2 separate regions of the Homo sapiens genome follow, and region 1 is linked to region 2. A link is a contact called in ENCODE Hi-C or POLR2A ChIA-PET data. All regions are on one chromosome and are shown on one strand. Each heading gives the region's core, a stretch centred on a gene start or an enhancer-like site at or near the end of the contact. The rest is flanking DNA. Distances are from core to core; before and after follow the strand shown. Region 1 holds the start of DNAJB6 (DnaJ heat shock protein family (Hsp40) member B6). Region 2 holds the start of PDIA4 (protein disulfide isomerase family A member 4).

Region 1 (6,261 bases), core at 2,927-5,426, 8.3 Mb before region 2:
GCATCCAGCCTGGGCAATATGAGATTCCATCTCAACAACAACAAAAAAATCTAAAATCTGGCCAGGCACCTGGCTCACACTTGTAATTCTAGCACTTTGACAGGCCGGGATGAAAGACTCACTTGAGGCCAGGAGTTCGAGACCAGCCTGGGCACACAGGGTGATTCCACCTGCGCGCGCGCACACACACACACACACACACACACACACACACAGCCAGGTGCGGTGGGTCACGCCTGTAATCCCAGCACTTTGGGAGGCGGAGGCAGGGGATCACCTGAGGTCAGGTGTTCGAGACCAGCCTGACCAACATGGTGAAACCGTCTCTACTAAAAATACAAAAATTAGCCAGGCGTGGTGACACGCGCCTGTCATCCCAGCTACCTGGCAGGCTGAAGCAGGAGAATGGCTTGAACCCAGGAGTGCAGTGAGCCAAGACCGCGCCACTGCACTCCAGCCTGGGACACAGAGCAAGGACTCCATCTCAAGTAAATCAGTCAGTCAACTAATCATCAATCAATATTCCTTCTCAAGTAGGATATCTCCAGGAACATGAAACAGGTCAACAGTGATTTATGTCCATACAAAAACATAAAGGGTTTTGTTTGACAAAACACCTCATTAATATCAATACAAAAAAAAAAATCACATTTTTACTAGTTGACTTTTCTGCAGGTAGGCGTTGTCGTTTTTCCATTCCTACATCATCGTTTCTAACATATTCTTGTTTTCACCAACTTTGCTCTTCTTCTCATTAACCTCATTTTTTTGAGTTTGATATTCTCAAATTCTATTCATCCTTGAACTACACCATTTGCTAAATCCTGCCACTGATCCTACTCTTACTCGCTAATGAGCCTGCAGTTACCCGCCTCTCACCACCAGGTGGGGTCCTGCACAAATTTAACCAAACCACATTTTGAACAGAATCATTTCTGAGGAAATGAAAAAGTTTTAAAAAGGTTTCCAAAAAACGCTGTTAATCCAGTGTGTAACCTCGATGCAAATAAATACTAAGAAGTAAAAATCCCGTCAAAACGTCAACTCACAAATACAAAGGCTAATTACATTCTCTTATTCCTCAACAGATATCTGTAAGCATTAACCAATATAGAAGCTGACCTTTACAGCAGACGACAGTAAGGTGTCTGTGCGGTCCCGCGGTGACACCCAGTCCACAGCGACACGTTCAGGATGACTAAAAATACCTGCCCAAGTTATGAAGTGCCCTCTTATAATACTCTTTAAAGTGACAGCCGGACGCGCGGGCTCACACCTGTAATCCAGCACTTTGCGAAGCCGAGGCGGGTGGATCACCTGAGGTCAGGAGTTCGAGACCAGCCTGAACAACATAGTGAAACCTCGTCTCTAATAAAAATAGAAAAAATTAGCTGGGCGTGGTGGCGCATGCCTGTAATCCCAGCTACTCGGGAGGCTGAGGCAGGAGAATCGCTTGAACCTGGGAGGCGAAGTTGCAGTGAGCCAAGATGGTGCCATTATACTCCAGCAGGGGCAAGAGCTAAACTCCATCTCACACACACACACACACACACACACACACACACACACACACACACAAAAGGCCGGGCGCGGTGGCTCATGCCTGTAATCCCAGCACTTTGGGAGGCCGAGGAGGCGGATCACGAGGTCAGGAGATCAAGACCATCCTGGCTAACACGGTGAAACCCCGTCTCTACTAAAAAAATACAAAAAAATTAGCCGGCTGTGGTGGCGGAAGCTTGAAGTCCCAGCTACTCGGGAGGCTGAGGCAGGAGAATGGTGTGACCCCGGGAGGTGGAGCTTGCAGTGAGCCGAGATCGCGCCACCGCATTAATTACGGCCTGGGCGACAGAGCAAGACTCCGTCTCAAAAAAAAAAAAAAAAAAAAAAAAAAAAAAGGTGCAAACAGACCATTCCACCCCCACCTCAGACCTGGATTTAGGTTATCTAGGTTGAAGACTGATGAGGGTGACGGGTACCACTGTCCAAAACAGAGTTAATAGAAGGGAATTACGGGCTTGCTTAAAAATGAAAGCTAATGTACGCCACTCAGTAACAGGTATCACACTGTAATACCATATGCATATTTTAGTCTTCACAACATTCAACACTCCCCACCTAGTGTTCCGGAAAAACTGTCCTACAGCCAGAATTACTTCCCAAACCTAACACTTTCATATCCAGAAGAAAATAAATTTTAAAACACTGTTTTGAAGAGAGTGCTGAACTCATCTCAAATTCTTTAAGAGCTCTGCCCTCTGGAATTCCCAACTTTCTCACCTTCCACAGCACAGATGAAGCCTGGACACTTTCCAAAAGCTTCCCAACCCCTTTGTTCTCCCACTTCCTGTCAAATCTCCACATCTACCAACTTAAGGCAACTTACTTCCCAAATTTCACAGCCTGCGTAATCCACAAAAACCCGCAGCTCGCTGAAGCGTGCATAAAAACTATTCATCCCTTTATCACGGAAGGCAGAAAGAAATGTGAAAGCACAAACTCCAAGGGAGCTTAAGGCCCTCAGGAGTGGAAACAAGTCTGGAGTCGGCGAGGCGCGGTGGCTCGCGCCTCTAATCCCAACACTTTGGGAGGCCGAGGCAGGCGATCACTTTAGGTCATAAGTTCGAGACCAGCCTGACCAACACGGTGAAACCCCCGTCTCTACTAAAAATACAAAAATTAGTCGGACATGGTGGCGAGCACCCGTAACCCCAGCTACTCAGGAGGCTGAGGCAGGAGACTCGCTTGAACCTGGGAGCTGGAAGTTGCAGTGAGTGGAGATCGCGCCACTGCACTCTGGCCTGGGCAACAGAACAGACTCCGTCTCAGGAAAAAAAAAAAAAGGAAGTCTGGAGTAAACCCAGAGAGAACGCGGGACGGGTGGACTGGCGGAGGAGTAAGGCGGCTGCATATAATTCCTTTCAGAAATCATGAATCGTTCTGATACGCAACACTATTTGGAAAAGTGCGGTTAAACACGAAGCAGCAGCAATCAAGCTTTAATGGTTAACGTCTGTTTCCTTTCTTCGGTCTTCACTCTAACTTTTCTACTAAATCAATAATTTGGCTTAAATTGTAGCGACAAATCCTTACTAAAATTCGCAACTCAATAAAAACGTTGAAAACTACAAAGAGCGCCGCTCAGCCTACTCTTCCCAAACAGGCTGAAGCCTCCGAGCTCGCAGGCGGCACCCCTTCGGTGGTGGCACGATCGTTCTACTTGCGCTGTTTCCTGCCCCGTTTACGTGAGAAGTTAGCACAGAAGTTTACGTCTGACTAGCAAACCCATCCTTTAAAAAATTCGCTAGTGCCAAAACCTTTCTCGAGCCAATATATGATTTGCAGTTTACACTGCGTGTGTCACTGACCTTCCTTAGGTAAGAGTTAATGTAAACTTCTTATATAAACTTCAGTTGCATCAACTACGGTGCAGATTCTTTAACGCAAAGCAAAGCAGACAAACATTCTGAGTGAGAAAGGCAGCCTGCTCTTCCACAAACTTCTGAACAATCCGTCCGGAGTTCTAGAAACAGGGCTTTGCGGTCCCCCACCTGCTTCTTCTCCCTCCGAACTTGGCGGCACGGCTGCGGCATTCCTGCTCCGCAAGCCACTCCCGTTTCTGGTTTCAGACGCGAGTGCGGGAGCCTTAGAAAAAGAAGGCGCTCCACGCCTCCCACGCTGCCGGCCCCGCCGAGCCCCAGCCGAGCCCCAGCCGGCCGCTCCCAGGCCGGGCCCCACCCCCAACCGCCGCCGCGGAGGCTGGGCCGCGTTCCGGCAAGGACGCCGGGCGGGGAGGACGCGGCCGGGCGGCCCCAGACCCCAGCCCCGGCCCCGGCCCCAGACCTGACCCAGAGGACCCCGCCCACCCTTCGCCCCGCAACCCCGGCCACGGCCCCCGCCCCGTCCAGTCCTTTCCCCGGCCGGCGACCCCGGTCACCCCCCGCGCTGTTGCCAGGCGCCGGGTGAGGTCCGCCGTCTGCCGGGCGCGCGCGGGGCCCTAGGCGACCTCCCCCGACCCTCGGAACAGACCCTCACCGAGGACAGAAGCGGCCGGTGGCGGGACGCAGGGGAGGCAGGGTGACGGCCCGAATCTCCTCACAGCTCCAGGACTGCTGCGCTGGTGGTGGCGGCGGCTCCTCGCGCTTTCCTTTCTCTCCTTTCTCCAACAACAAACAGGAAATGCGTCACGCGGCGGCGGCACGGCGGCGTCAACTTCCGCCCGACCCTGACGCCGCGCATGCGCAGTTTCCACTGCCCATACCGCGGGCCCAACCTCGGGGGCGCCCGCCCCACCTTCGCGAAGGTTCTCGGCTCTTCCGCCGCCCCGAAGAGCCCAGGAGACTGGGGGCGAGGGGGCGGGGAAGCCCAGGGCGAGGGGGCGGAGCTCGGGGCCGGGTCTACGGTACCGGGGAGCCCAGACGCGCGGAAGGCACAGAGAAGGCCGAGAAGATTCCAAATGGCACTTATTGTTGGGCCAGAAGGAGCCCATTCTGGAAACCGCGAAGTCGTCGCGCCCTTCATCTTCCTCTTGACCGGCGGCCCCCGGAGCGCGTCTGCCGCCTCTCGCTCCGCGGTCCTGCGGTGGAGCTGGGTGGCATCTCCGCACAGCGGGACGAAAGCTGGGGCGCGGGCGCGGGCGCGGGCGGAGAAGTCCCCGAAGGAGAAGAAGAACAAACCAAGCGGCGGCCAGCGAAGGCGGGCGAAGGCGCCGGCCCCCGCTTGTCAATTTAGGGAAGCCCGGATACCCTAAGTTCCCCGGCGAACGGGAGCGCGTGGAGACTTCGCCAGGGAATAGTGACTGAAGGAAACGGAAGCAAACTGTGGCAGAAAATACAGATGAAGCTTTTTAGGTTAAATCGTGGCAGTAGTTTTTCTGAAAACGCGGCGCATTTTGATAGCTGGACTTTAGGTCATCCCCAGGCTTCCTAGCCTTTCCCGCGTCCTCAGGGGTTCTGGTTCTAACCCTGGAGACCAACACCACATGCGTGTAGATGGTGACCAGCAGGAGCAGGGAGTCTCAGACCCAGTGCAGTCAGACAGGCTCCCATTCCCAGTAGCGAAAGGGTCCCGCAGACCCAAAGCCTAAGGAGCCAACAAGCAGTTCGTCCATGGAGCCTGGCCTGGATCTCCCACTGTCTTCCTCTCCAGCATTCAGCCAGATGTTTGCTACTGTGTTGTCTTAGTCCTGGCCCACCTTATCCTTTCCTTTAAGAAATAAAAATCTCAACTGGGTGCGGTGGCTCACGCCTGTAATCCCAACACTTTGGGAGGCCAAGGCGGGCGGATCACCTGAGGTTGGGAGTTCGAGACCAGCCTGACACATGGAGAAACCCCGTCTCTACTAAAAATGCAAAAAAAATTAGCCAGGTGTGGTGGTGCATGCCTGTAATCCCATCTACTGCAGAGGCTGAGGCAGAATAATCGCTTGAACCCAGGAGGAGGAGGTTGCAGTGAGCGGAGATCACACCATTGCACTCCAGCCTGGGCAACAAGAGCGAAACTCTGTCTCAAGAAAAAAGAAAAATCCCTTTTTGTTACACCTTTCCTGAACTTCAGATCCTGTGGCATGCTGACACTGAATTCCGGGGGCCTGCTCAGCCACCTTCTGAACTAACAACGCTTATGAATTCGTGATCGTTTAAGCCTGGGAGATATTCAAGTAAAAGGCACTTTAACACTTGAATCACTTTTGGTTTAAAATAGCTCGTTAGTAATGAAAGAGTTGGAGAAATGCCACCCTGAATTATGCCATATTAGGATACTGATTACTAACTAGTTCACTGATTACCACATTAGTATGCCCTCAAACTGAGGGCACATGGGGACCTGCCAATGCAGGGAGGGGCATTCTGTGAATCCCCCATTATTTACATAAAGACAGATCATCCCAAAGGGACTCAATTGTCTTGACCCCCTCCCTGGAAGTCTCATCCAGGGAAGAATGAGCCAGGATCACGGGAGAAGAGCTTCAAGGGACGTCAGCTGCACACCCAGACAGATTTTGCCACAGGCCACCACCTATTCTGAAGGCAAAAAATCATTTTCTCTCCCCTGAGCTGCCTGCATCTGCCTCCCCTCTCTTCTATGAAGGGGCTGTATAAGCTTCCAGATCTCACTGGATTCTGGGATGCCCTAGTACATGTTATAGATTTGTATACTTTTTCTCTTACGAATCTGTCTATTGTCAGCTTAGTTCAGAGACTCAGTTGTGAAACCTTCAGAGAGTACAGGGAAAATTTTCCGTCTACACCTGCCTCATTT
Region 2 (6,980 bases), core at 156-2,655:
GGCGCCTGTGGTCCCACCTACCCGGGAGGCTGAGACAGTAGAATCACTTGAACCCAGGAGGCGGAGGTTGCAGTGAGAGGAGATGGCGCCACTGCATTCCAGCTTGGGTGACAGAGCAAGACTCTTGTCTCAAAAAATAAAATAACATGATACCGAACTGTCTGGTGGCCCACATTCATAGCACTCTAATAAATCAGTGTGTACAGTTGCATAATGTTCTGCCCTACAAAATTGACCAGGAACCATCAGATTAATAGGCATTCAACAAAAAAATTAAGTATTTTTAATTGCTAAGGTCTGTGAGTTATCCCTTTTTTCTTCCTCACGTAATAATCTGCACACACGAGAAAATATTCCTGAACTTGAGTTTCTATTTTTTTTCTTTTCCCTATTTGCCTTCTCAAACTCCCAGGTGTTAAAAAAAAGTCTCAAACTTAATGCACATTACAGGCTTCTTTTCTGACATACAAAAATCGTCATCTTAACCTAGTTTTCTTCTCCAAAGTGGTCAAGAGGGAAAACCTCAAGCTTTTATTCAGATCTATGTAAACCACTAGATTGCCTATCTGGTATTTCCTTTTGCAGAAAATCACTAGAAAACTAAATAAGACGAGGCAAAGTTTAGACAAGAATCTGATGGCTTGTTTCTCCGAGATGCAACCTTGGAGAGAGGCTTCCCCAGATTCTAGTCTGGATTCACTTTACTGCATGCTCTTCCCCGCTCTCTAGCTCAATACTCCGGAGAGAAATGAAACTTTTATTTGCTCGAGCAGAAAAAGAAATTAAGAAGGCCACGAACATGCAGCGGACTTGGAGCCCCTTTCTAGCAACAAACAGGCTCGTGCTCCTCCGCCCGCGTTGGTCTCCAGCTTCCCAGAGCCCCGGCGGGTTGCGAGGACCGCCCTGCTCGCCACTGCTCCCCACCGCTCCGGTACCGACACGTGTTCTTACTGCCAAGTTCGGCCGCAGGATGCTGAGCCGAGCCCCGCCCCGCTCCACATTTCCCAGGCTCCGCCTCTCCTGCCCCGCCCCCGGCACCGATTGCCAATAGCGCCCCGAGGCGTAGCCAGGTCCCGCACTCCCCGTGCCCGGCCCGCCGCCTTTGTTCTCCCCCGCTCTCCCTCTTGGCCTGTGCGCTCCCGGCAAACCGAGTGGCAGCCGCTGATTGGTGGTTGTGGCGCAGCCAATCAGAAGGGGGCACCTCACGTTAGGGCTCGGAGTTTTAAACGCGCAGCCGAGGGCCGCGCGCAGGAGTAGGGAGGGCCTAGGGCGGCGGAGCCGACTCGTCGCGGCCGAGGCGCGCGCGGTCCGTGCCGGCGTCAGTCTGGGATTGGCCGGCCCGCGACTTCCTCCGCCCCCTGCCAATCGCCGGGGACGACTTCCGTGGGTTTTTCCGGCTCCCCCGCGTCGCTAAGGAGCGACGGGCTGTCGGCCAGACCCCGAGTTCTCGGTGCGCTCAGCGGCCGCCGACGCTAGGAGGCCGCGCTCCGCCCCCGCTACCATGAGGCCCCGGAAAGCCTTCCTGCTCCTGCTGCTCTTGGGGCTGGTGCAGCTGCTGGCCGTGGCGGGTGCCGAGGGCCCGGACGAGGGTGAGCGGCAAGCGCGCCGCGGGTCGGGCTGTGCTTGCGGGGGCTGCAGAGCTGTGCGGGGGCCTGGGCCCTGCGACCCCGGCGGGCGGGCTTCCGCGCGGTCAGCTCCAGAACTAGTGATGGGCGCCGAGCCCGGGGTAAACTTGGCGGAGTTGAAGGGGCGGGGGCGGTGGCTGTGGCAGTGGCAGGATCGATTTGGGGTTCCCGGGAGAGGAAGGTGGCCGGGGTCTCTTGGGCTCCGACGCCCTGGAAGACCCCTGTCACCCGAGGCTGGGAGAGGGCTGCAGAGCGCCTTTTTTGCAGCTGGGTCCTTCGCCTTAATTTACAGATTTTCGTCAGGTCCAGGCTAACTCCAGGCGAACGCGCCCAGGCAGTGGGAAGGGAGAGGGAGAGCCACTGGAGAGAAGGGGCGAGGGCGTGAAGAAACAAGTGCGAGTTCTTTGGAACAGCAAGCATTCCTTTTCAAAATGTGGTCTGTAGATTTGGAAATGATTAATCCATAGATTCTGGAGAAAGGGATGGCTTGGTTTGCACCTTTGAGAAACTAGAGATACCATTCCTTCTGCATTTAGCATTTACTGTGTGCCAGTCCCTGTACTGGGTTCTGGGAGGAAAAGATTGTGAGTGTGGTCCCTGCCCATGAAGCGCGTACTCCAGTAGGAATAGTAACAACTACTTCATGGTCCCTGCATTTTTCTTCGAAGTGAGCTAGCTGCAGACATAAGAACTCTGAAGATTAGGAAGTGCTAATTAAGGAAAAGTTGTTATTCCTAGAGAATAAGGCATCCAGGTACTGGTCTTTACCTTCTTCCTCTCTGCCCTTACTTTTAATCACTAGCTTTTTAACCTTCTGAGTTTGTTCTAATATAAATATACACTCTTTGATAATGTTAGTGTGTAGGGAAATCGTGAACTTTATACTCTTTCAAACAGATTGAGTAACTTCTGCGTGGGTCACTGATTCAAAAAGAGTCTTTGCCCAAATAGAAAAGGAAGTAAAAACCCACACTCGGCGAGAAAAACACCTGCCGAAAGGAATCCGATAGCGGGACTGCTTACAAATTGTGTCTTGAGACCTTTACCCAAATCATGTTTGTTTAAATAGTGTTTATTTAAATACAGATACCCAAAATACACTGAAGCAGAATGCAGGGGTGGGCCCCGGAATCTGCGTTTTAAGTCAGTTTTCCCTTGAGACATAGAATTAACTTCGGGAGGCACAGTGAAAGTTGAGGACCAGTGTGGGTGGAAGATGCTTTTTGGAACATAGCGGAAAAGCATATAGCACTGTCTTGGTTTTGATCCAGTGATTCTGTTTTTGGGGGGATTCTTGAGAGGCCTGGGAGAGTGGCTTTAGGAGCTGTTAGGACCAGCAAGTTTATCCTTCCGGTCAGAGGTCTTTAACACAGAAGAGTCCCTGGGAAGCAGTTGCTCCTAGGGTGAGCCTAGGAATCCCAGGGGTCATCATGGCCAAGGGCAGGCCTCCTGGGACTTCTAGCTCCGTTTTTTTTTTTTTTTTTCCTAGATAAGGTTACGCATTGTTGCCCAGGCTTGAGTGCACTGTCCTGATCATGGCTTACTTAAGCCTCAAACTCCTGGGCTCATGGGATCCTCCTGCCTCAGCCTCCCGAGGAGCTGGGACTGTAGGTGCTTGCCAACACGCCTGGCTGTTTTTTTTTTCTGGCTCTGTCGCCCAGGCTGGAGTGCAGTGACGCGATCTCAGCTCACCACAACCTCTGCTTCCCGAGTTCAAGTGATTCTCCTTTCTCCACCTCCCTAGTAGCTGGGACCACAGGCACGTGCCACCACACCCAGCTAATTTTTTGTATTTTTCAGTAGAGACGGGGTTTCACCGTGTTAACCGGGATGGTCTCGATCTCCTGACCCCGTGATCCGCCTGACTTGGCCTCCCAAAGTGCTGAGATTACAGGAGTGAGCCACCGTGCCCAGCCTGGCTATTTTTTTTCTTTTTTTGGTAGAGATGGGGTCTCACTATGTTGCCCAGGCTGGCCTCAAGCAATCCTCCATCCTTAAACTCCCAGTGTTTGGGATTACTGGCGTGAGCCACGGTGTGGGCTTACCTTGACCCTTTCTCATCCCTGAGGGCATCCCTCGGCCATTCACTGTCAAAACCTGTCATAGATTCACTGATAACTTGTCCAACAGATTTATTTCAAGTCTGCACTACCTCACCCCTCAAGTGTTTCAAGTCTCGAGGCTTTTTTTTTTCTTTTTGCTTCTGTTACATTTTAGATTTAGACAGCACAGTGGTGTCTAGGTACTTAAATGCCCTCCTTCCCCCAACATGGTTACTAAATACACCCTAAGCTCTGATGGTTTAAGCCTCCGGTTGCAGGGCTTTCCGTGTCTCAGAAGGTGCCTGCACTCTACACATCCTTCATGCTAAAACAGGAAAGGAAAATATTCTGATCCTGTTTGTTGCCTGCTTTTATGTGGTATTGGTTTGTTTAGATTTAAAAGTAAGTAGAAATTCACCTATTTTTCGTGCTAAGGAACTGTTAAACTCTCCTCCTCTTTTCATTCCTGAGACATAATTATTTTCGGAGCCATAAAAATGTGGAAACTCTAAATGATTCCACCAAAAACTTTGGGCGTATTGGGAAGAAAATCTAATGTGACAATACAGCATAGCAGTTAAGTGGTCAGGACCCTCCGCTAAGTAGCTTTGTGATCTTTGGACAGGTGACTCAAGTTCCTGCATCTCAGTTTCTTCATCTGTAAGATACAATATAACGTGTAATACAGTCTCCCTTAAGGGGTGAAGTGGTGTGTTTAAGAGCCCAGCACAGTGCCTGGTACATACAATAAATACCAGCTATCATGGTTACCGTAGCTGATAACAGTTCTTGTTTCTGTGTTTAATACAAACTCTTCAGTATTGGCTGAATGGTAGAGTTTATGCAGCTGTTTCAGGCACTTCTCTGGGGGAGATGAGAGTGATCAGCTGAGGACGGAGAGTGAGGACATCCTAAAAGGAGCTGCCTGTGTCTGAGCAGGACCCAGTGTTGTCATCAGGTGTGCCCCGTGGGAGTGGACAGGGATTGAGGCAACCTGCTCAGGTGAGGGTCCCCCACTTCAGGAGAGGCCTTAGCATGTGGGCTGAGCAATGTGGAGATGAACTTGGGAATTCATTTGTCTCATGCTGAGGAAGGTTGCATCTTTTCAGAGGGTGCTGAAAGGCTCTGGACATACATATATATATATATATATATATTTTTTTTTTTTTTTTGAGATGGAGTTTCACTCTTGTTGTCCAGGCTGGAGTGCAATGGCGTCATCTCTCGAGTAGCTGGGATTACAGGCATGTGTCACCACGCCCAGCTAATTTTGTATTTTTAGTAGAGATGGGGTTTCTCCATGTTGGTCAGGCTGGTCTCGAACTCCCGACCTCAGGAGATCCGCTTGCCTCGGCCTCCCAGAGTGTTGGGGTTACAGGCGTGAGCCATCACACCTGGCCTTTTTTTTTTTTTTTTTTTTTTTTTTTTAAATGACAGTCTTGCTCGGTCGCCAGGCTGGAGTGCAGTGGTGCGATCTCAGCTCACTGCAACCTCCACCTCCTGGGTTCAAGCAATTCCCCTGCCTCAGCCTCCCGAGTGGCTGGGATTACAGGTGTGTGCCACCATGCCTGGCTAACTTTTTTCTGTATTTTAGTAGAGACAGGGTTTCACGATGTTGGCCAGGAGGGTCTTAATCTCCTGACCTCGTGATCTGCCCGTCTCAGCCTCCCAGAGGAGCACGTGGATTACAGGCATGAGCCACCATGCCCGGCCCTGGATGTATTTTCTATCCTAGAATGTCCACCTTTAAAAATGAAGCCCAGTGAAAAGTGTTCCCCCACTAAAATGTGGACTGTTTTGCTTGCAGGGATGTGTGGGTTTCTGGTAGATAGAAGGCTAGAGCTAGCACCTTCCCAAATTGCAGAGGAATCAATCCTGGCTTGTCTGTGAGCTGGGGAGGAAATGGAAAGGTAGGGGCCTTGAGAGTCCTTAATTACATAGGGAATGTCCTATCATTTTGTTTATTCTTTAAAAAGATAATGGGATTCTTTTTTGTTGTTGTTAGTCTCGCTTTGTCACGCAGGCTGGGGTGCAATGGTGTGATCTCGGCTCACTGCATCCTCTGCTTCCTGGGTTCAAGCAATTCTCCTGCCTCAGCCTCCCAAGTAGCTAAGATTACAGGCATGCACCAACATGCCCAGCTAATTTTTGTACTTTTAGTAAAGACGGGGTTTTGCCATGTTGGCCAGGCTGGTCTCAAACTCCTGACCTCAGATGATCCACCCTCTTTGGCCTCCCAAAGTGCTGGGATTATAGGCGTGATCCACCATGTCTCGCCAAAATTCATTTTTTTAAAAGGGTCAAGAAAGAAGTTGCCTCTTAGGAATGCTGTGTCCCATGGTGACTAGTCAGCTCCCACTTAATCATGAGAGCTCTGTCACATTGTAATGTTGAGAGCCCACTTGAGGCCGACCATAGGTAAGAAGACGTCTTTGTTTTTTGTAAAATTCACCCTGTAAAGGAGTTGTCTATGTGGTCATGTTTTAGGCCTCTTCGCTGCAAACGTCAGTCTTATGCTGTGCACCGAGCCAATTAGTTTCCCTTCCTCTCCTAGCTGTGATTCCTACCTGGAAGAGTTGATTAAGTTCCCCAGTGCATTATTTCCGACCTTCCTCCAATCTTCCCATCCATCTGCTTGCAAGTAACTTTGACTCCTACTGGGCAGAGCAGCTAGGTAGTGAGAGTGGATATGGATGGTCCCAAAGCACTACTTAACTGCCAGCCGGGGCCCCTGGTGGTCTCCCTCAGGGACCACCCAGGATTTAAAAAAAAATGTCAAAAATCTCGATTACTTTTGCACCAACCCTAATACTTGGGCTTAGTCTTAATGACATCAGCACAAGATGTGTATTTCAGCCTCACACGATTCATTCAAAGACACAGGTAAATACAGTGGGCAAGATTTTCTAAATAGCACAGAGCAGAGGATCTTTTCTTTTTTCTCCCTCTTGGGGGTCTAGAATGATCTGAAAAGGGAGACCAGAAAACCTTGGGAACACTGGGTTTCCCTCTGCTCCACAGGGAGATGTCAGCCTGGCCCCTGCCTGTACTGTCAGACACACGCAGTCCCGAGACCCCAGGGGAGGTGGGCCTGCGCCCAGGCTGTCTTTCTCTGTGTTCTGCCCTCCATGAACTTCTGACAGTGCCTAGGGAGTTCCTGGTGTGGAGGGAGGGGTGGCAGGCAGGAGGCTCATCTCAGATGGGTGGGTTTGCTTTTGGCATTTTAGAGCTCTTTCTCCCTCCTCCGACAAAAGAGGATCCTAAGCCTTAAGTTGAAACAGGAATGTGCAAGTCAGGAAAAGCTGTGGGATGT

Evidence for each region. A loop is a pair of places that touch in the nucleus more often than their neighbours do. ChIA-PET counts read pairs that join two places held with the same protein, here RNA polymerase II (POLR2A). Pooled maps may share reads with other maps.
Region 1: a loop to region 2 is called in a pooled map, with 11 times the contacts of the local background. The contact joins the promoter of DNAJB6 here to the promoter of PDIA4 in region 2. A Hi-C loop is called at or near these places in 2 of 37 single-sample maps with no recorded cell type and 7 of 50 pooled maps. POLR2A ChIA-PET finds 5 or more read pairs at or near these places in 1 of 52 experiments (activated CD8-positive, alpha-beta memory T cell).

Annotation. Positions count from the first base shown.
Region 1 is chr7:157,334,919-157,341,179 of GRCh38, reverse strand. DNAJB6 (DnaJ heat shock protein family (Hsp40) member B6) reads right to left here and starts at 4,176. Exons shown (of 10, transcript NM_058246.4): 1 at 4,036-4,176. RefSeq lists enhancers at 121-641, 2,944-2,993, 3,722-4,225, 4,226-4,728 and silencers at 3,654-3,843, 3,904-4,113, 4,304-4,463.
Region 2 is chr7:149,022,930-149,029,909 of GRCh38, reverse strand. It overlaps PDIA4 (protein disulfide isomerase family A member 4), which reads left to right and starts at 1,405. Exons shown (of 10, transcript NM_004911.5): 1 at 1,405-1,589. The coding sequence starts at 1,502. RefSeq lists silencers at 913-1,492, 1,563-1,632, 1,723-1,772 and enhancers at 1,097-1,690, 1,691-2,285, 5,780-6,359.